Regions from separate parts of the Homo sapiens genome. Here regions 1 and 2 are each linked to region 3. The links are chromatin loops, found by intact Hi-C in ENCODE. Cell type or tissue: endothelial cell of umbilical vein. All regions are shown on one strand.

Region 1 (8,000 bases), 51 kb after region 3:
CTCCAGCCTCGGTGACAGAGCAAGACCCTGTCTCAGAAAAACAAAACAAAACAAAGCAAAAATCTATTTCTGTAGCAGGCACATTGCTTCATTAACACCACATCCTGCAATTGTATAAAGAATTGTATTCTAATTTTCAGCTGCCAGGACAACCTTTAGATGGTGCCACAATATGTCACAATGAGCAACCTACTTCCTAAAGTAGAATATCTGGGATGAGAGATTAAATATTTAAAATATTTCAAGAATGAGAATTTCTGTTAGCAGAGATCATTGAGAACCACCCACCAAGGCTAGGCCATTCATTCATTCATTGACTAACTCAAAAAGTAAATATGGAGGCTGGCTATGGTACCAAGAACTGTTGGTTCTCAGGGATACAACTGTGACATAGGCATAGCCCATAACTTCAGGCAGTTTAATTGAATGGGTATTTATAAAGCCTTTATCTTGCAGTGATACCACAGTGGTGGGTGTAGGCCATTATAGAGGTTTCCAGGAGGAGTGCTGACTGTATTTTTTGGTCTCAGGGTAAGCTTCCCAGATAAGGAATATTTGAGTCAAGTCAATAGTAGTGTTATCCAGATGACAGGGAAGATGGGAAGAGTGTTGCTGCAAGAGGGAATAGCATGTGCAAAATTCCAAATTGAGAGTGTGACCCAAATTCTGACGCTGCAAGAAACTTAGTATGCTGGGAACACAGGGTTGGTAAGGTGGGTTCTGTCAGAGATGAGAAATGAAGCTGAAAGAAGGCAGGGTAGGGCGAAGGGTCCTTTTTGAGTCAGGCTAAGGGATTTGACTTTTTTTCTGCGGACACTGTGGAGCAACGTTCTGGGCACTGGTGCTGATCACCTCTTTTGTGCTCAGCACTGCCCAGGCACTGTGGGAAATCATAACAAAGTGAAAAATTTGTTCTGTGGCCTCTGAAGAACTTTAGGTTAGCTGGGATGATAGCAGGAACAAAACAATTAGTGAGAAGTTGGGAACCAACAATTCTTGGTACATAACCTCCATCTTTATTTTCTGAGTTAGTCAATGAATGAATGAATGACCAGCATTAACCAAATGCTTGGCCTGGGGGTTCTGATCACCAAGAGTTGTGTTGTGGCTGGAAGCCAAAGAGCAGGAGGTCAGTGAGGGCAAAAGAGGATATGGGACAGCTACATGTAGAGAGTTACACCCTAATTAATTTCCATGTGGATTCCTACTGTTTACTGCTCTTCAAGCCAATCTAAGCGTTAAGTATCCTCCACATTTTTCGAGTCTATATAAAACACCATAAACTGTCCCCTTCCAATGGTGACAGTTGCTTATACAAAACTACTTTCTCTAACTAGTCTAACTAGCAGGGACTACATGAAGTTATTAAACATCTGTTTGCTTTTCTAAAGTTCTCATTTCCTTTTCACAGAGGGCTGTACAGATCAGGCAGTTAAAGAAGAATTGAATGTGGGTTGAACTCTTATCTTAAGAATTGGGGTGAAGCACACAAGTTTTTAGGTGATCCCATGTTGTAAAAACAGCTGTTGAGATACTCATTACAACCATTTTTATCCTTTTTGTTTTTGAGATGGAGTCTTACTCTGTCGCCCTAGGCTGGAGTGCAGTGGCACGATCTCTGCTCACTGCAACCTCCGTCTTCTGGGTTCAAGCCATTCTCCTTCCTCAGCCTCCCGAGTAGCTGGGATTGCAGGCATGTGCCACCACTCCTGGTTAATTTTTGTATGTTTAGTAGAGATGGGGTTTCACCATGTTGGCCAGGCAGGTCTTGAACTCCTGACCTCAGGTAATCCACCTGCCTCAGCCTCCCAAAGTGCTAGGATTACAGGAGTGAGCCACCATGCCCGGCCCCTTTTTCTTGTTATTCACCACATTTCAATACTATTTTTTAAGCCTTTGATTCAACAGAAGCTATTTTCTGATCAAATTATCCTTCATTTCTCACTGCATGTACCTAATAAGATAGAATACAAGGAAAGTAATTAATCAAAGCCGTAGTGGGCATCTGGAATGCACCTGGCCATGACTGCAATGCTAAGGCAGCCCTCCCAGTAAGAGGGTCATCCCTTATGGAGGGCACGTGCTCTTGCGTCCTTAAATTATTCTGTGCTATTCAGTAAAAACCACCAAATTGCTTTCTTTGCAATTACTCTGAAAAAAAAATTGTTCCATTAGAGGACATTCCCATAAAGCTCTTATTCAACTGCATAATTTCTTTTTAATCTATTATTTTTGAGGAGGACCTGAGGCATGAATAAGTTTTGTTTAAAACTCTAGTGATTCGCATCTTACCTTCACTGGGTGCCCAGGTTTCCTATCATTGGTGTATTTACCCATTGTTTCACTTATGGTTTTTTTTTTGTTTGTTTGTTTGTTTCATGTACAGTTTTTTTTTTCTTTTTTTTGGCATTTCCTTAAGAAATGTCAATATCTAGTTAGGCCAGATTCATGACAATGTTTCTTTCAATTATGTTATAGTAAATGGTCTGAAATTACTAGATTCAAGGAACATAATTCAAATGATATCTTGAGTTCAAAAAGAGACCATCCCAGGAAAGGCTATTATAGTGAAGCTATTTATTACTCATCTTTTCAACATTACAAGTTAAATAATTATATATTAGAAAAAAATCCCAGTTAGTAAAAACTGCTTAATATTCCTAATTCTAAATTAGGGGTAAGTATGAATATATTAGAAGTGTAGACTCACCCCTTTTCCTTCACAGTTCTTGGTAGTAATTTATTCTCACAAAGAACTGAAAGCCTCACAGGAGCCCTTATAATGGCCCATCAAGTTGCTTTTTACTGTGAAAGGCAGGGTCCCTGGCTATATTAAAAAAGGTCCCTTCCCTGATTTTCGCCCCAAATTGAAGACAACCAGACAAATGGAGCAGGGGCAGCCTGATTTCCTCACATGTTTATAGGCAGTGAAGTTGGAAGCTAGGAGGGAGGGAGGGAAAATGAGAGAGAGAAAGAAACAGAAAGAGAGAGAGAGAGAGAAAGAGAGATTGAGAAGGAATATCAGGCTGTCTCTGGAAGGCAGATGGAAAGGCACAGAACCTGTCCCTTTGTCCTGGATTCTTTCTAAACAACCTGATGAGTCATTCTTCCTCCCACACATGGGAAGCAGTGAGTAATCACTAAACATAGATGATGGAAGTGTCCACTACAACATGACACCTGCAGGGAGAAGAGAGAAAGCTCCACCACCTTTAAAATGAGAGGTCTAGCCCTTCATGGCCCATGTAAAGAGAATAAAGAGCAAATTTCACCTCTCCAGATGCTGCAGATTTTCTTCTTGCAGGCTTGGCAAAGCAAAGGCAACAATCTGAACTCCTTCTCACTTAGGAGATGTTTTGCTCTTAATTGAAAGGATGGTTACTACAAACAAATACCATGTGTATTACCAAGGTAGTTTTGTCCAACTCAATTTTAAATTTTATTTGAATGAAACATAATTCTTTATTCTCTAATGGGATTAATCTTTTATGCTACATCAGTATATTGTGGAGGGAGTTTGTTGAATGGGATGATCCTAGAATTCCCCAATTTTATTGGTCTCCTCTGGCCCTGACTTGAGGAGGGCTTGCAGATGAAAATTCCAGAGTGGAAGAACTGCTAATCATTCAAGGAAACATTGCTAAGTCCTAGACAAAGACCGTGGTAGTATGAGATGGCGAGAAAAGTGACAATTTTTAATTTGGTTGAACTAAAATGTAGGTTTGGATTCAATGATAGGTAGAGAGAAAGCTGCCTGAAAACAGGATTTTGGGGCTTTTGCAAAGTCCCTGTTCCCTAAATACCATCTCTACCTGTTTACTGATATTCTGCTAGTAATGAATAGAGCAAAAACATTTCACTTTGTTGTGTGCTCACTTCATGTCAGGCACTATTCTTTTTTTTTTTTTTTTTTTTTTTTTTTGAGACAGAGTCTCGCTGTTTCCCAGGCTGGAGTGCAGTGGTGCGATCTCGGCTCACTGCAAACTCCGCCTCCCGGGTTCACGCCATTCTCCTGCCTCAGCCTCCCGAGTAGCTGGGACTACAGGCGCCCACCACCACGCCTGGCTACTTTTTTTGTATTTTTAGTAGAGACGGGGTTTCACCATGTTAGCCAGGATGATCTCGATATCCTGACCTCGTGATCTGTCTTCCTCAGCCTCCCAAAGTGCTGGGATTACAGGTGTGAGCCACCGTGCCCAGCCTGTCAGGCACTATTCTAACAGTATAAACACACCACACACACACTGCTAGATATATTCAATCATCATTACAGTTTTTGATATAGCTATTGTTATTTCTACTTTATGGATGAGGCAACCGAGGCACAAAGAGGACAAGTCACTTATCTGTGGTCACATAGTTAGTAAAGAGCAGAAACAAAATTTGAACCCACAAGACTGGCTCATTGTCTAGGCCCTTATGACACTGATGTACTTTAAGTGGAAATTTCCCCAAGGCAGAGAGCTCATTGCCTGAGATTCATGTTGAGGGGTAAATGACTAATACAAGATTCTTCTCAAAGAGGAGACAGGAATGCAGGTGAGGTAGAGCTCTGGGACATTTGTAGTTCAGTTTCTGGTATTTTCTGATTTTTCCTTATGATTCTTTCTTTGAGCCATACATTATCTATACACGTGTTTTTAAGTTTCTAAGTATGTATAATTTTTTTAAAAGAAAGTTATCATTGAAAAACTAGATTTCAAACTTTATGGCCTGGTGGTGAAAATACAGTTGTTAGACATTTATTGGGACTTGTTCTGTGACCTAATCAATTTTATTCTCTGATTATTCCATGCAGAGTTTCATGTATATCTGTTAGATCAAGCTTGTCAATTGTGTTTATATAAATTGGTTGTTATAGATAACAATATACATATTAATGTCGATAATTTTGGAAGATATGCTAAATAGTTTTTCTTTGGTTTGTTAGCCAGTGGAATCTTGGAATTCATTTCTTCTCCCTTCATGCAGAAAGATATGATATTCTAATACTCTGTCAGAATCTTTACCCTAAAACAGTATGTATGGTTTATTTTTGTTGCATCAGTGTGGAAACATTTTCATTTACCCTGGTTAAGACCTGTTGTACTCTGAATCTGATAATTCATCTTTTGTTTTCAATTCTGTATAATTTTCAGGTATTCTATGGAAACTCCAAATTGAATGTGACAAATCTTCCTGGGTATGCATTTTGAGTGAAGGTTTGGGAAAAGAAAGCTTTAAAAACTGTTAAACACAGATATAAATGAAAAAAAAACTATGACAAAAGAAAATAAGTTCAAAGAATTTCAGAATTTCTTGAATTTTTCATTTTGCTGTGAGATCTCTCTTCTGGGGCTTGTGTTGCTTCTCTGCCATTAGGCTTGTCCTTTGTCCTGTAATGTCTTCGCATTGCCACTGGATTGGCTTTCACGGAGAAAATCAGTGTCTCTGGTCCTGAAGTTGTTGTTACTTTTCTTGATGACTAAGCGCTGACTGATTTACAGAAACCCAGTGGAGGATACTGTCTCTTGAAACTTTGAAATCCCTGGCCTATCTCTCATCAATGTTTCCTTGTTTTCTGGGAGCCTTTTGGCCATGCATCACTGATATTTTATGTCATGTCATTTCAATTAATGGAACAACTGACATTCCTCCTTTGGCAACGTGGGACCAATTTTAAATCAGGCAGTCCACGTGAGCAGTCTAGGTGCACAGTCTACAGTGACAGGTTCCCTGGGGATGGGGTTCTCTGGTGGCTGTTGTATAACACTTAGCAAATAAATAATAATGGGGGAAATTAACTTGGGAGCTGCTAGGCCACGCTATTGTTTACAATGTTTGCACAAGGGGTTGTGTGGGCGGCAATGTGGTGAAGTGGAAAGAGGCTGAAGCAAGTAGATCAGATTTTAAATCCAGGTTCCTTCCTTAATTGATGTATATTCTCAGGGAAATTGATTATGTTAAACTATTCAAAATTTACTTTCCTCATCTGTAAAATAGAGATATTATAGGTATCATATAAGGTTTAAGTGAAGAATAAATGATAACATATATAACAGAGCACCTGAATTATATTAGGTTTTTAATTAATTTAGTGCTTCCAAATTAAGTTTTTAATTAGTTGGCTCCTCCAGACCTATGCTGTAAGGTAGCTGCATTTCTTTGAGGTCGGTTATTCACCTTTCTAGACTGATGGACATACCTGTCAAATTTTGAGATGGAATTGGAAAATCTACAAGGTCTCTTTTGGCCTTAGTGCCATTTTATCAAAATTGCAGCATTTGAAATAATCAAATATAAATGAGTATTCAGAATTAAAGTTGTACTAAAAACACAAGGCTACATATATTTAGTTATTTTAAAAGTTTCAAATACAGCATGCAATAAGCTTTTAAAAATTAAAACCATTCAAAAGTAAGATCAAAAAAGGAAGTTCCCCATAACGCATAACATTAAACTTATAACAATACACTCTTCTCTCCATAAAAAAGCCACTCATACCAATTTGAGTATATTGTTAAAGACTTTCTTTCTATACAAACACATTTACATGGTTTTTAAAAACACAGATCAGATATTTTACACATATTGTTCTGAAAAATGCTTTTTGTTTTCCACTCCTTCCGTTTTTACCCTTTCCATATGCCATTCTTAGCATATGGCTTTCACCTTCCAGATCATCTCATAATTCAAGATAGCTACAGGAGCTAGCCATTGTATCACTAATACAGACAAGAGTGATGAAGAAATTGATGGGGAGAATGTAATTTAATCAGCCAGTCGCTCTTAATTAGCTTTTCCAGAAACCCATCGACTTCCGTTTGCACAACATTACCTACCCATCTCTCAAGAAAACCTTCATCTGGGCACATTGCTACTTTAAGTGAATTGGAATTCAGTCAGGAGGGAAAAGAAAGAAATGCATGTTGATTACCTTCTAACAAAAATCATGATTGGCGATTAATATCAGACTATTATAGCTGCCTCATTGTTTTCCATGACTGAGTAGTATTTCACAGAATACATCTGCCATACACTGTATAATGCTTAGACTATTATAAATAATTAGATTACAACAATTTTTTATATTGCAGATAATATTAACTATTGACTTCCGTATACAAATATCTGTTTGCATGTATCTTGGACAGTTTTATAGATTTGCTGGAATTTCTAATTTAAAAGACATGTATGTTGTAATTTTGTCATATGACACCAAGTTACAGTTGCAAAGTTTAATTTGTACTCTCTGTCAAGCCTACAAGTCCCAATTTACCTATATATATGCCTGCACTGGTTATTATCAGCATTTTCTATTTTTGCCAGTCTGATGGACAAAACTTGGCATCCATTGTTGTTTTAACTTGTGAGATTACTTGATTACTTTGTAGGTTAGGTATCTTTTCACATGCTAATTGGACTTGGTATTTTGTCCAATGATGCTTTAATAAAGCAAAGTCTGTGCATATTTAATATGTACAATCTGATGAGTTTGAAAATATGCAGACACCCATGATATCATTGTCACAATCAAGGTAATAGGCATATCCAACACCTCTCAAGGTTTCCTTGTGTCTCTTTGTTTTTGCTTTCATTTTTGATTTTCGGTAAGAACACAACATGAGATCTACCCTCTTGATAACTTTTAAAGTGCACAATACCATGTTATTAACTACAGGAACTATATTGTACAACAGCTCTCTAGAATTTATTCATCTAGTGTAGCTGACACTTTATACTCATTAAACAACAGCTTCCCATTTCCCACCCCCTCCAGCCTCTGGCAACAATTCTCTGCTTCTATGAGTTTGACTATTGTAGATACCTCATATAGGTGGAACCATGCAGTATTCACCCTGCTGTGAGTGGCTTATTTCACTTAGCGTGATGTCCTCTAGCTTTATCCATGTTTTCACAAGTGGCAGAATTTTCTTCTTTTTATAAACTAAACAAGAATGGGCACAGGGGCTCACACCTGTAATTCCAGCACTTTGGGAGGCCGAGGCGGGCAGTTCACT
Region 2 (8,000 bases), 370 kb after region 3:
TGATGTTTTTGGCTGTATTGCAATAAGCTAAATGAGTTTGGTAGAACTCCACTTTGAACTTGCAACTTCCAGCTGGGTGCGGTGGCTCACCCTGGCATCCTAGCACTTTGAGAGACTGAGGCGGGCTGATCGCTTGAGGTCAGGAGTTTGAGACCAGCCTGGCCAACATGGTGAAACCCCTTAACTAAAAATACAAAAATTAGCCGGGCATGGTGGCACACGCCTGTAATTCCAACTACTCGAGGGGCTGAGGTGGGAGAATCGCTTGAACCCAGGAGGCGGAGGTTGCAGTGAGCCAAGATTGCGCCATTGCACTCCAGCCTGGGTGACAGAGCGAGACTCTTTCTCAAAAAAAAAAAAAAAAAAGAAAGAAAGAAAGAAAAAGAACTTGTAACTTCTACCAGGGTCTTGTCTAGCAGCATACATGAGAGATGTGTGCAGTAAAAAAAGATGCTCACTTGAACACGTGGTGAAACCTAAAAGACAACCAAAGATAAACCCATCTGTCCTTTCCCTACCCCACCCAGAAACTAACACTTCTCACTCAGTGGTGATCGCTGGTGCAATAAGGCTGGCTCAGACAATATAAACTGGAGAAGGGTGGTGGTGGGAGAAGTATTGCATGTTGCTGTCTCTGCCAGCTATTGGGTGAGCCAGCCTGTGGAATGCTGGTAACTCCTAGGCTGTCAGTTGGTGGGATCAGGGGACAACATGGGAAATTATAGCTTAACTGAACACCAAAGTGTGGGAAATAGAGGCTGAGCAGTCCTGCCATAGAATGTCTAGAATAGTCTGATTGCTCTTCTAGGGTAGTTTGCATTATGGTATAATCTAACAACGATTTTATTGTTTGGTTTTCTTTTTTATTTGATATTGAATCCTTTAAACAGTAATGAGCTCAAAAAGGTGCATATTTAATGAATCAACCTGAATCACCATTTCTTAAGAAAGTTCATGATGAACATTTAACTTGCTCAAAATGTTTTTCAATACTGAACATCCTCTTTTGGATCTATAGGAATAACATGGACCTCATAACAACTACGAGACTCAAATCTCTAAAAATATGTCAACATCTACTTTCAGAGTTTGTATTTATTTAAGAAGAACCTGCCTTAAAATGATGACTTAATACATGCATTTGAAAAAGCTGGAATATATTTCTGTGAAGCATGCCTTTTCATTCAAATCAAATGATAGCACCTTTTAAGTTAATTTCATGAATTGATTTTCAATACCAGGTTTTCTTTGCATGTAAAAAATAGTGAATTTATAGATGCTAATGTGTTGGCTCCATTAACAGAACTTTGCAACAGCAAAATGAAGCCTGTTGTATATCACTTCTAATGGAAAATCGATAAAGTTAATTCCAATAATATTAAATTATTTTCATCAAAGTTGTGGAATCAAAGAGAAAGTGTTAGAAACTGATTCAGTCAGTCAAAGACAAAACATCCAGTGCTATTGTCAATGTTACTGAAAATTTGGTTTAAAAATTCAACTTTGGAAACAAAGTTTTGTGTGTGATTTACTTTTTTACAGTGATAATATGAATATGATTTTGATGGAGCATAATGCCATGGTAAAAATGATATTCCAATTAAATGATGAAATCTTTGGAGCAGAAATGTATTTGTAATTAATTGCATTATGCAAACAAATCTTAACTGTATTCAAATGATCTACAGTATTCTACTAATAGGAATAGGAGTTACAGTTGTCAAAATATACAGATATTTTCCTATATATACAAAAAAGCAATTGGCCAAATATTTTATGGATATAATATGCTGAATTTTCTAATACTTACTTTTTAAATCAATAATAATTTGGATTTTTAAAATGTTTGAACCCTGGAAGGATTTCTATATAAGTCAACCTAAGTATCTTACAATGATATTGAGCATTTTCTAATAAGTATCTACATTTTGGCTACATTTTGTTCAAAATTAGTCATGAACCTTTAATCAAACTATTCAATGAGTGGTACAAGGAAAAATGTCAGCTTGCAGAGCTTTTAGAGAGAATCGCGATTTATTAAAACCAAGCTTATAAACAGGTAGTCATTGGGATTTATCCCAATAAAATTTGAAACCAAATAAATTAAACAAGAACTCAAAGAGTGTTCAAAATGAAATATTGAAGAAGATTAAATAACTATGCTCTGGAATATCTCAAGCAGTAGGCAGAATCATGTGATGGAGATACTTTTAACTTAACAGATTTATTTCCTGAACCACACAATTGAATGAAATTCAGAAGGCCTCTGTCCTATGACATCTAATTTTGACAAAATTTGTTTTAAAATCACAACTAGAGAAATTATTTAATGAGTTTTGTCTTGTAAAAATATTTGCTGAAGAAAGGTCACCTGTCTAGAATCAAAATGAGCATACATATGAAAATGTTTGGGTAGAAATATTTACACATTTTATTATGAAATATTACAATTCAGGATAACCTTCATTTAGCAGAATTTGCTCTGTACTCACCAGGTACTTCAGCAACTGTGGATGAAGTACTTTTTTCAATTGAAAATTGAGTCAGTTAAAGGTATCAGTATATAGCATTTATTAAAAGAGTCAACTGAATGTATTAACTAATCACAATTATTATCTATAAGATGAAACTTGAAAGTTTCAATTTTTATCAATAGAAACAAACTATATTGAAAAAATATATTCTTTAGAAAATACAAGTGATAGAATAAATAGGAATAGCTAAAGGTATCAATTTATAAGTAGACAAAGCTAAAAGCTGATTTAAGTACATTAATATGTATCAGGAAAAATTATTCTGCTTATGCTATTTTTAATGTTCAGCTAATTAGTGCGTAGAGTGAAAAAATTGTTTTTTCAATCTACACAGAGATCTGTTATCTTACTTTCCAAAAGAATTTTTATGTTGGAAAATAATTTTCAAATAGACCATGTTATTCATTGGGCAATATAATAAAAATAATTGCGTTCATAAATGTCAAAAATTATATAATTACAGCTGAGTGTGGTGGTGCACACCTGTGGTCCCAGTTTCTTGGGAAGCTGAGGCAGGAGGATCTCCTGAGTCCAAGAGATCTGGGCTGTAGTACAGTATGCCAATCAGGTGTTTGCCCTAAGTTTGGCATTAATATGGTGTCCTCCCAGGAGCGGACCAAATTGCCCAAGAAGGGATGAATCAGCCAAGGTCGGAAATGGAGCAGGTCAAAACTCCTGTGTTGATCAGTAGTGGGATCACTCCTGTGATTAGCCACTAAACTCTAGCCTGGGCAATATAGCAAGACCCCCATGTCTTATAAAAAATAGTAATAATAATTTCAATTATTTTTAGCACACTCTTTCCTTCTCAAAAGTGTCCCAATTTGAACTACAAATTATGTGGTCACTCCAGTCATGACCAAAAATAATAAAAGGAAAAGCAAATTGGTTGTGGGTGAAAGGTAAATAAAGTGACATTTTGAGAGCATCTGCATTAAGTATTGTATTTTTGCTGTAATTTTGTGACCGAAGAAATTGAAGCTAAATCGCTAATTGGTTTACCCCAAGAATATCTAACCACCAGGGGAGATGATAATGTAAGCCTATCTTATTCCTAAGCTTTCTCTATACCCTTATTTTCCCCTTACAGACTATGTACATAGAATTTTTTATTCATTCACGACCCACCTTTATTCTGAGCTGCTATAGAGAATCCCTAACCATCATTAATGAATAAATTCCTGTTACACATCACTGCATAGAGTTTCCTACGTGAGAAGCATTTTAACAGTAAATCAGTATCTTTAGTTAAGAGCTTCTGGTTTTTGATTGGGGGCTCATATTTAGAACACTCTTATATATAAGAGACCAACAGATTAAAATATAATTTTTATACAGAAATGAAGACCATTACTTGCCACAAAGCTACAATGCACCTAATTTGATTGAATTATAAAAGCTAGCATTCTAAGCAAGATTTAGGAGTTTGAAGGGACAAAAGGAGGTAGCTGACCAGAGAATCCATAAGAACAATAAGGACTAACATACATCAAACGTTACTCTATGCTCTACTCACCACAAACATTATTTCATTTTGCCCTCACCACAATATAGAGAGATAGGAACCATTATTAATCCCATTTCACTGAAGATGAAAAAACTGAGGCCTAAATAGTTGAGTAGCCAGGAGATAACACTACTGTAATAGGAGAGCTTAGATTCCAATTCTTGTAGCCCTTCTGAAGAACTCAGATCTTAATTACTACTAAAATGCAACAAAACAGATGGGTCACAGCAGATCTGGCTTCTAAGGAGAATACTTTTTTATTCGCTCTAAGTAGTTACATTTTATTATATTTTGTTACGCTTACATAAAAGGAAATTTATAAAACAAAACATCTTGAGTTTATACACATGAAGCTCTTCAGTCAACTAGATTTCCACCATGTTGTTTCCGAACAGTGCTCTTCCCCAGTCTCACTGCATCACTCTGCCCCCATCTGGTGGTGGCATACATACACTCCAGAAAAGAAGAAACATTTTAAACCACATTTAGTGATAAATTTATGAAATATCTGTCTTCTTCATCATTAACTAGAACACCAAAGACTTCCCACAGTGTAAAGTACCATTATTTGACAAAAAGATTTTAAGAAACAAAGTCCATTAAAATAAGTAAATGTAGTCTATTTCATGTTAGTGAAACCAAGTTTATCAATTTAAATTTTGCTACATGCAAATAAAACATTATTTTTAAAAATAGGGAGAGGGACTAAGATGGCCAGTTAGAAGCAGCTGTGGTCCACGACACTCATGGGGAGGAACGAAATGGGACAGTGACTATGACACCTTCAACTGAAATATCCAGGTTCTTATGCCAGGACTGATTAGGGAAACAACTCCACCCACAGAGAATGAAGAAAAGCAGGGTGGGATGACAGACCACCTAGGAATAACACAGCACCAAGGGAACCCCTACCCCCAGCCAAGGGAATTGGTGAGTTATTGTGCAACCCCAGGAAACCACACTTTTCCTACAGGTCTTTGTAACCCATAGATCAGGAGATCCCCTTGTGAACCCATGCCACCAGGGGCTTGGTTCCAACATACAGAACTGTGTGGAGTCTTGGCAGAGTAGCTGCTCAGGCAAACACAGAGATCCAGGAGCTTTGTATACTCCAGCCCCAGGATCCCTGGGGATCCAGGTCTGGAACTCAGGCAAGGTGGGAGGTCCACATATACCTTTTGCAAGGGGGTGGAATCCAGGGAGTTGAGCAGTGTCATTCTCCAGGCCCCACTTCTACGGCACCTCACAAGATAAGACCCACTGGCTTGGAATTCCAGCCAGACACAGGCAACAGAATAGAGGCTGCCTGAGACTGGATAGAGACCCTAAGGGGAGGGTTGGGTGCCATCTCTGCTGTTTGGTTTACTCAGCCATTCCAGCCTGTGGGCTTTGGAGAGTCCAGGTGGTTCTGACAAGGAAGGGTCCCCCCAGCAGCACAGCACAGTAGCTTTGTAAGATCATGGCCAGACTGCTTCTTTAAGTGGGGCCCTGATCCATTCTCCTTCACTGAGTGGGACCTCCCAGCCAGGCCCTCCAGCCCCACCTACCCACACAGACTGTGGACTGAGCTCTGATCTCTCCCTGGGATGGAGTGCCTTGGAGAGGGGAGGGCTGCCACCTGGGTTAGTTGGACGACTCAGCCGTTTCAACTTGTGGGCCTTGGAGAGTCCAAGTCAAGAGGGGCAGAAGCAGTTCCCCACCAAGACATAGCTCTTTTGTCAAGGCATGGCCAGACTGCTTCTTTAAGTGTGACCCCAATCCACTCCTCTTCATGGGACAGGTCCTCCCAGCTGGAGCCTCCCAGCCAGGGCCTCCAGCCACTCTCAGCAGGCTTCTCAGTGGAAACCCTATAAGCTAGAAGAGATCGGGGGCCAATATTCAACATTTTTAAAGAAAAAAATTTCTAACACCAAATTTCATATTTCATTTCCTCATTATTTCCTTGTCTGAAAGGATCTTATTTCTCTTTCACTTATGAAGTTTAATTTGAAATAAGATCCTTTGCAGGTAAGCAAATGCTGAGGAAATTTTTTACCACCTGACCTGCCTTACAAGAGGTCCTGAAGGAAGCACTAAATATGGAAAGCAAAAACTGTTACCAACCACTAGAAAAACACACTGAAGCACACAAACCAGTGACACTATGAAGCAACCATGTAAACAAGTCTGCAAAATAACCAGCTACCATCATGATGACAGAATCAAATCCACACATAACAATACTAACCTTAAATATAAATGGGCTAACTGCCCCCAATTAAAAGACACAGAATGGCAAGCTGGATAAAGAACCAAGACCCATCAGTATGCCGTCTTCAAGAGATCCGTCTCACATGCAAAGACACACATAGGCTCAAAATAAAGGGATGGAAGAAAATTTACAAAGCAAATGGAAAACAGAAAAAAGCAAGGGTTGCAATCCTAGTTTCTAACAAAACAGACTTTAAGCCAACAAACATCAAAAAAGACAAAAAAGTGAGTTACATAAAGGACATAAAGGTAGAGTTCAATTCAACAACAAAAAAGCGAACTATCCTAAATATATATGCACCCAATACAGGAGCACCCAGATTCATAAAGCAAGCTCTTAGAGACCTTCAAATAGACTTAGACTTGCACACAATAATAGTGGGAGGCTTTAACACCTCACTGACAATATTAGACAGATCATAGAGAGAGAAAATTATCAAAGATATTAAGTACCTGAACTGAACTCTGGATCAAGTGGACCTGATAGATATCTACAGAATTCTCTACCCAAATTCAACAGAATATACATTATTCTCATTGCCATATGGCACTTACTCTAAAATTGATCACATAATCGAAAGTAAAACATTCCCCAGCAAATGCAAAAGAACTGAAATCATAACAAACAGTCTCTCAGACTACAGCACAATCAAATTCAAAATCCAGACTGAGAAATTCACCCAAAACCACACAACTATGTGGAAATTGAATAATGTGCTCCTGAATGACTCTTGGGTAAATAATGAAATTAAGGCAGAAATCAAGAAGTTCTTTGAAACTAATGAGAACAAAGATACGATATACCAGAATCTCTGGGACCCAACTAAAGCAGTGTTAACAGCGAAATTTATAGCACTAAATGTTCACATCAAAAACCTACAAAAATCTCATGTTAACAACCTAACATCACAACAAAAAGAACTAGAGAACCAAGAGCAAACAAACCACAAAGCTAGAAGAAGATGAGAAATAACCAAGATCAGAGCCAAACTGAAGGAAATGGAGACACCAAAAAAACACTTCAAAAAATCAGTGAATCCAGAAGCTGGATTTTGAAAAAATTAATAAAATAGATAGACATCTAGCTAGACTAATAAAGAAGAAAAGAGATAAGATTCAAATAAACACAATCAGAAATGATAATAGGGATGTCACCACTGACCCCTCAGAAATACAAACAACCATCAGCAAATACTATAAACACCTCTATGCAAATAAACTAGAAAATCTAGAATAAAGGACAAATTTCTGGACACATGCACCTTCCCAAGACTGAACCAGAAGAAACTGAATCCCTGAATAGACCAATAATGGGTTCTGAAACTGAGGCAGTGAAAATAGCCTACCAAAAAAAAAAACCCAGGATGAGATGGATTCACAGCTAAATTCAACCAGAGGTACAAAAAAGAGCTAGTACCATTTCTACTGAAACTATTCCAAAAAACTAGAAAAGGAAGGACTCCTCTCTAACTTACTCTATGAGGCCAACATCATCCTGATACCAAAACCTGGCAGAGATACAACAAAAAAGGAAAGCTTTAGGCCAATTCCTTGATGAATATTGATGCAAAAATCCTCAACAAAATACTGGTAAACCAAATCCAGCAGCACATCAAAAAGCTTATTCACCATGATCAAGTAACCTTTATCCCCAGGATGCAAGACTGATTCAACATCTTCAAATTAATAAATGTAACTTATCACATAAA
Region 3 (8,000 bases):
GGTAAAGTGTTCCCTAAACAAGTACCTTTTCCTTGTCAACCCCTTTTAAAAAAGCTCTGTGGTTTTGGTTTGAGTTGATGGTGACAAGTAATTACATGAGTAATGATAAGCACAAAATGAGGCAAATCTGAATGTAGCAAGGCCCATACCCATCTTACTGGATTTTGCACCTATAGTTCAAACTTCCATCAGTCATGGTGGTTCTTTTTTCTTTCTTTCTTTCTTTCTTTCTTTCTTTCTTTCTTTCTTTCTTTCTTTCTTTCTTTCTTTCTTCCTTCCTTCCTTTCTTTTTTTTTTTTTTGACGGAGTCTAGCTCTGTCACCAGGTTGGAGTGTAGTGGCATGATCTCAGCTCATTGCAACCTCCACGTCCTGGGTTCAAGTGATTCTCCTGCCTAAGCCTCCCAAGTAGCTGGGATTACAGGCACGCGCTGCCATGCCCAGCTAATTTTTGTATTTTTAGTAGAGACAGGGTTTCACCATATTGGCCAGGATGATCTCGATCTCCCGACCTCGTGATCCGCCCACCTTGGCCTCACAAAGTGCTGGGATTACAAGCGTGAGCCACTGGGCCCGGCCAGTCATGCTGGTTCTTGAAGGAGATAATTGTTTCCATGGAAGATTCGTGGTGCTACGGTAGGAGGCTGGAAGGGAGAACACATTTACCATGCACTCTATGTAAGACCCAACTATACAGAATTGGTTTCAGCAATACCCAGTTGGATTTAGTTTTGTTCAGTGGGGATGCCACTTATTTAAAAGATGATTGCCAAATTCTCAAGTTTAAATTTATTTCACTCAACTAATCATGGTTTTGAGTAGAATAAAAGAGTGAGACTATGAGGGGAAGCCGTAATCTTAATACCGATGAGGGGTTGAGATTTCCTGTATCTGTGTAGCACCGCTAACCTGGTGCCTGGCTCTCCTTTATAGCTAGCCCCAGGGTAGCAAAGAGAAGGCAGCAGTAGAGGAAGCTTTTTGAGGGCCTCTTGGGAAGCCTTCCCATTTCCATGGCTCCTGGGAAATGGTGATCAGTGATATAACCAATGGGTACTCTTGACAGTTTCTCTTTTGTATCTGTTTTTCTTATGCTCCACCCCAGTAGTTTTTGTTGCCTTCTTAGTGGTCCCTTTAAGCAAAACTGAGAGTGTCATCCCAAGTCTCCAGAAACTCAACAAAGGACCTCTGTCCCCAGTTTCCTGATTTCAAACCCAGTCACTGCTCTATGTTCTACTCATCACTGAATCCTCCTTTTCAGAGTGATCATTTAAATGCTTCTCTCTTACTAGATCTTGGGAACTGGGGACAACAGGACCAGGCCTGGTAGTCAATGCAGGATACCAGGAGGCCCAGCGCCCACCCCTAACCCTCTGACTGCCTAGGAATGGGGATTAGTCTACTTATTTTTTCCTCTCCTTTGATCAAGGGTTAGTTGGTATAGAAAAAAGAATGTTGCAATCTCAAAATGTGCTAGGCCCTTATTTATTAAAGTATCCTATTTAACAGCCACCACCCCCCAACATCCTTATGAGGGTAGAAACTATTATTAAGTGGTGTCACCAGAAATCAAATCTAGATCATCTGACCACAGGTCACTTGCATCTATTCATGACCCTCTCTAAGCTTCAGTTTCCTCATCAACAGAATGGTAATGATATTAGCTTGAACCACATGAACTTGCTATATTCGATCATTTTCTAAATCTAAAAATGGCAAGTTAACATAGTTCAACATGTAATATTCCCAATAGGTTGAGTGTAAAGATATAGTAATTGTAAACGGTGTGACATATAGTCAACTTAATAAACATTAGCTATTCTCATGATCACATACCCTTCGTTTTGCCACTTTATCTTTCCACATCCAAGAAATCCTGAAAAGTCATTAGCTGAGTGTCCTATTGTGACTACTTGATGAGAGCTATGAGAACTTAATTCCAAAGCCCCAAGATCAGGAATATCCTAAAAACATAGAATGTCTTGGCCTCTGGCAAGTATCTGTTTGGTCCCTTTCTCTCTCTCTCTCTCTGTCTTAAAAAAAAGAAGACCCCTTCTTTGACTTGATTTGTTATCTTTGGGTGCAAGAGACATAGTAAACCCCTGGAGCATGTAGTGTCTTCTAGAGCAGCACAGGTGTGGGGACAGGCTCCAGACACAGAGATAAGGCTCTAAAACACCCACATACCCTGTGGGTCACGTTCAGGGTCCGGGAGCAGCCTGCTCTTCTCTTCGGACAACTGAAGAAAGCTCTGCGTAAAGCTGCAGACTTGCTGAGAGATTGAGATGAAGCAAATGCTTCTATTCTTTCTTTGTTTTTCTTTGAGACAGGATCTCGCTCCATTGCCCAGGCTGCAGGCTGGAGTGCAGTGCTGTGAACATGGCTCACTGCAGCCTCAATCTTCTGGGTTCAAGCGATCCTCCTGCCTCAGCCTCCTGAGTAGCAGAGACTAGAGGTGCATGCTGCCATGTCTGGTTAATTTTTATTATTATTAATTTTTGTAGAGATGGGGTCTCTACATGATGCCCAGGCTGGTTTTGAACTCCTCAGCTCAAGGAATCTTCTTGCCTCGGTCTCCAAAAGTGCTGGAATTACAGGCATGAGCCACCACACTCAGCTGCTTCCAATCTTTTCCTGGCCAGCTTCCATCCATTTTAGACACTCAAGTTCAAAGGTTCCCTGCTATCTAAAATCTCCAGCCCTCCTATGCAACACTAATCATGGTCTCTCTCCAGCCACTGGTCCCTTGTCTTCCCATTTATCACAGCCTGCTATGATGTGTGATATGGTTTAGATGTTTGTCCCCTCCAAATCTCATGTTGTGGTGTAATCCCCAATGTTGGAAGTGAGGCCAGGAGGACTGGATCATAGAGATGGATCCCTTATGAATGGTTTAGTACCAGCCCCTTGGTAATAAGTGAGTTCTCCCTCAGTTCATGTGAGACCCGGTTATTTAAAAGTCTGCCCACACAAACCTGCTGCCACTCCTGCCGTGTGACATGCCTGCTCTTATTTCACCTTCCACTGGGACTGTAAGCTTCCTGAGGTCCTCACCAGAAGCTAAGCAGATGTTGGTGCCATGCTTGCACAGCCTGCAGAAGCGGGAGACAATTAAACCTCTTTTCTTTATAAATTACACAGTCTCAGGTCTTCCTTTATAGTAATGCAAAACAGCCTATGCAATGGGTATAGATATTTTCCTCACTAGGCTCCACATGAACAGCCCTTGAATTTTATTTGCTTTGTGTTGTCAGTGCCTGATGCAAGTCTTGGTGAAAATAAAAGGTCAATAAATATGTCATAATGATAATAGCACTATATTTATCGAATGCTTATTGTTCTGATTGAAGTCACACAAAACCCTATGAGGTAACTGCTATTATGATTTCCATTTTATAGAGGAGAGAGAGCAGAAGAACAAAGACAATAAATAAATAGCTTGAGGCTCCACAGCTAGGAAGAGGAAGAGGCAGGTGCAAACCCAGGCACCTGGTTTGGCACCAGAATGTGCCCATTAACTGACTCTCTGTCTCTTTTAATACGTGGATGATTCTTGACTTTTGGCTAAGATAAAGAGTAATGAAGCCGAGTTTAGAAGAAAGGGATTCACCATTGTAGGAAAAAAACCACAGGATTTTAATCTCCTTGTTGTTGTTAAAAGACCCAAGTCCTACTTCAGCTGGTGGATGCTAGCCAGACAGACGCAGACAGTTTAGAGATGTTAGGGTTTAGGTCCGGAAATAAATACCCCAAAGGGAATCTGAAGGGGCACATTCACTCAGAACCCTCTAACTGGCTTAGTAGCCAAGAGGTCTGGGGGCCTTGGAGATAGTCGTCATGTCGGGGTTTGCGTCTGAGGCCCCCGCCCTGGTTCCTCCGAAACCGGCTGCATCACCAGCATCGTGTAGTTCTCCCATCAGGAAAAGACACAAAAGCATCATGACATTTAAAGCCTTGTTCCTGAGTCTCATTAGGGCAGAGCCCGAGGATGACTGTAATGAACGGCTGCGCCTCTGTGAATGTGTAATGTGCAAACTGCTCCCGCCGTGCCCCTCCATGCGGGGCTGTGCGGAGACACTGATGATTAAAACCGTGAACCTGGCCTTGGGCTGAGGAGGCGGTGGCTCAGGCCTGGAGGAGGCGTTCACTCTCATTCATTTCTGCTGCTGATTCCCCGGAGCGGCTCAGCCCCGGCGGAACATGACTCATCGTATTCCCTGTAGCCGTGTGTGTTTTGACTTAAAATCCTTCCGTCTGACGCCAAGCCCTGCTGAAGTCAAGGGAGCCAGAAGCAGACTCCCAGAAGAAACTCCACCTCCGCCGGCTTGACAGAGAAACAGGCTTCTAGCAGTTACGCAAACACTTGCGTTTCTTTTCTTTTTCAGTCTAATGGAGGAGAGGCTGCAAATGACTCGGTTTGCGATGGCGTCCAGCAATCAATTCTAATCACATCAGTAAAAAGGAAATTATTATGTTTTAAGGTTGGTTACAATGTTAAAATTCAGGCATGGCAAGCCCTGTTTCAGTGAATTCCCAGGGACTGGGAGCTGAATAATAATCAGGGAAGGCAACTGCAGAGTGCCTCAGACCTTCCAACGCGTTTCTACAACTATTATATAATTGAATCCTTGCAGCAACTCTCTGAGGCCTCAGCCTAGGTAATGTTACCCTCATTTGACAAATGAACAAACCGAGGCCCAGGGAGGTTAAGTAATTTGCCTAAGGTCACACAGCAGACCCAAGCCCAGTTTTCTACCTTCTGCTGTACATAACTCCTGCCTATTGAATATGTTCTGAGGCAAGTTTTGCTGTGGAACTAAAGTGTTAAAACACACACACACGCACAACGTTTTTGGTCACTGAATTTTTTTTTTTTTTTTTTGAGACAGGGTCTCACTCTGTTGCCCAGGCTGGAGTTCAGTGGCATAATCACAGTTTACTGCAGCCTCAACTTCCTGGCTCAAATGGTTCTCCCACTTCAGCCTCCCGAGTAGCTGGGACTACAGTTGTGTGCCATCATATCTGGCTAATTTTTAAAAATTTTTTGTAGAAATGGGGTCTCTCTATGTTGCCTGGGCTGGTCTTCAACTCCTAAGCTCAAGTGATCTCCTGCTTCAGCCTCCCAAACTGCTAGGATTATAGGTGTGAGCCACAGTGCCCTGCCTGCTCAATGAATCTTGAGAACCCTTGGAGACAGGAAGAAGAGAGAGGTGAGAATACACAATCAAGAGTTTTGGACTCCAAAATGGGAATTAGGCCTCACCCAAGATTGAACTACAAGATAATACAAAATTTCTCCCCCCCAAAAAAATTAGTCATTTGAAGTATTACTTTGTTATCTCTAAGCATTATTTGTGCTACTATTTACTTAATTTTTTTGAATATTGAACCTCTTGTTAAGCCTAAATCAAAGAAGGTTTATATCACTGCATCAACTTGAAAATTTTATTGCCTATATAAATGGAAAGAAATTCAAACCCTAAGTTCAATACAACCATAAAGATGTTAATGAATTTCTGGTTAGATCCTGCAGCCTGCAGAAAGCTCAGAGTCTAAGGCCAAAAAGGAGGATTTTCAAGCATCAGAAAGGTGTTCACGCTAGCCTCTGATAGTTTCTTTTTTGTGTAACTAGGAGAATTGCACAAGGAATACATTTCAGACAACTATAGAACTTAATGCTACTTAATGCCATATCTATGCCTGGCAAAAACATTCCAATAGTGTTATGGATATGCTTTTCATATGCTGGGAAACATGCATCTGATTGGCCCCTTGGAGTACAGGAGCACCCAGGAGAAAGCAGGACAAGCTTCTCACTGTCAACTGGTCTTATCTCCTTTCTTTGGGTAAGATTATAACTAAAAGTCTGTCAATATTCATGCTATAGCAATATTCCAAACCAGTCATGTTCAATAGTTATATCAGTCAAGCTGGGCTAGGTTATGTGTGATAACAATTTCTCAAAATCAATTGCTTAAACAACTTTATTTCTTTATTTTCTCACTTTACCTGTTCATGAAAGGTCTGGAAGGTAACTCTGCACATTGCAGCCAATCACAGAGCAAGCTATGTGAGCAACCACCACCTCAAAACTTGCCTGCCTCTGTGGTGAGGGAAAGTGCTCTGGGACATGTCATTCGACTCTAAGCTTATTGGCTAGAACTTGTCACATGGTGCCACCCAATCACAAGAGTTCAGGCGGTGCAATTCTATCATAAGCCCAGGAGGAAGGAGAGCCAGAAATATTTGGTAACCATTACTAAGAGCTACAACAAAATCTCAAGGTCATAGATTCACTTGAGAACCTCTTTACAGTCCTGGAGCTTCCTGCAACAAAAAGCACATGATCACATGTACATAAACACTTGCATTTAATCTCATAGGTTTCAACGGACTTCAGGTTAAAAATCTGTGCTCTAATAATGGGGTAACTGCATGCAAGGGGGTACGGGTTAATTAAGGAAAGTTTTACTGAGAAGATACATCAAATAAAACTTTGTTTTTCTTTTCTTTTCTTTCTTTTTTTCTTTTTTTTGGAGAGAGGCTGGAGTGCAGTGGCAGTGGCATGATCATGGCTCACTGCTATCTTGAACTCTTGGGCTCAAGTGATCCTGCTGCCTCAGCCTCTCAGGTGGTGGTACATGGGCTTACAGGCATGCCGCACTACACCCAGCTAATTAAAAAAAAATTTGTAGAGATGGAGGAATGGAGTATTACTATGTTGCCCAGGCTGTTCTTGAACTCCTGGCCTCAAACAATCCTCCCACTTTAGCCTCCCAAAGCATTGGGATCACAGGTATAGGCCACCATACCCAGTCTCAAGTAAAACTTTTTAAAAGAATCAAAATGGTGGGGAAGAGGGGAAGAACATTTTCAAGGCAAGGAGAATGATGCAGATGAAGATGGGCTGAGAAGATTAAGTATATCTTCTGGTTGAGAAGATTATAGGACCAGCAAAAAATCTAGGGAGGGTGGGAATGCAGAAGTATGAGGGAGCATAAAAAAAATCGGTGGAAGACCTTGAACTATGGAAAGTTAATCCAGCTGGCACCAGTTGAGCAGGGGAGGCTCACGATGGAAAAATGTTGAAAGATAATTTGCTATGGTGTTTAAAGGATGGAGCCCCTTGGCTTGTACTTAGGCATTTAATAGATATTGACTGCTTTTTTTTCCCATTGTCGTTCATTTTTTCCCATTGTCATTTCCCATTAGTTATTCAGTCAGCAGTAGTTCCTGAGTGCTAGTTCAAATTAGAAGTAGGTATTATTTCCCTTAAGGTGCCAACACCTAACTTCCTGCAATAGAAAGGCATGTATGAAAGATTAGTGATAGACACTTGAAAGGCTGGGGAGAGATTTTGAATGGCCAAACGTAAGAGAATGCTAACAGGCTATGAAAATGGATAAACCAGAAAGGGGCAACTGGGAAGAATTGGCAAAGGCTGGGGAAATAAAGGGGTGAGGCAGTGGAGAGGGAGAAAGTACAAGAATAAGCCAAGGAGATAATAGTTCCATGACTGAACTGGAGGGACAAGATTAGAATTAGTTAAGAGAGAACTTTGAGAAGGAGGTAAGGGATTGGAAGGAAATGTGGTCAGTTTGGATCTTGATATGCTTATTTTTAGATATTATTATTATTATTATTATTTGTATGTGTGTGTGTGTGTGTGTGTGTGTGTGTGCTGAAACTCAGGCCTGTAGATGTTACTATTTTTAAGCATTGGTTTGGCTGGGTTTTGGGTACAATGGACTTATGTCCCAGACTTCTTTATGTCCTCAAATACATTAAAGTCATTTGGGAAGAGAGTAATCTAAGAATCCCACAAATAAAAATGCTATAATATATTACAACTATACTAAGTACTAACCAAGAGAAATATTTGGTTCCATGAGAGAATATTCTAGAGAGAATTGGCCGAGTCAGGAAACTCAGAGAAATGAGCTTCCTCAGAAGCAAGATGTTGACTGGGCAAAAGCGGGCGGCTTGGAGGGGTTGGGGAGAACT

What was found. A loop is a pair of places that touch in the nucleus more often than their neighbours do. Peaks named below come from ENCODE experiments on the same cell type or tissue, not always from the same donor. Only the 100,000 strongest peaks of a DNase experiment are listed, where the experiment ranks them.
Region 1: it touches region 3 in a loop (5-fold over the local background); 3 of 110 quality-filtered maps call a loop at or near these places.
Region 2: a loop joins it to region 3, with 2.0 times the contacts of the local background. A loop is called at or near these places in 7 of 110 quality-filtered maps.

What each region holds. Positions count from the first base shown.
Region 1 is chr2:223,558,748-223,566,747 of GRCh38, reverse strand. No RefSeq gene overlaps it. Among named protein-coding and RNA genes, the nearest start is that of SCG2, 40 kb to the left of the region's middle. RefSeq lists an enhancer at 2,923-3,217. In endothelial cell of umbilical vein, no CTCF peak of the experiment used is centred here; a DNase peak (open chromatin) is centred at 3,107; H3K27ac peaks cover 481 bases.
Region 2 is chr2:223,243,791-223,251,790 of GRCh38, reverse strand. It overlaps the pseudogene RN7SL807P. Among named protein-coding and RNA genes, the nearest start is that of KCNE4, 200 kb to the right of the region's middle. In endothelial cell of umbilical vein, a CTCF peak has its summit at 4,483 (motif pointing left); no DNase peak of the experiment used is centred here.
Region 3 is chr2:223,609,435-223,617,434 of GRCh38, reverse strand. No RefSeq gene overlaps it. Among named protein-coding and RNA genes, the nearest start is that of SCG2, 11 kb to the right of the region's middle. RefSeq lists an enhancer at 4,090-4,384. In endothelial cell of umbilical vein, no CTCF peak of the experiment used is centred here; a DNase peak (open chromatin) is centred at 4,214; H3K27ac peaks cover 327 bases.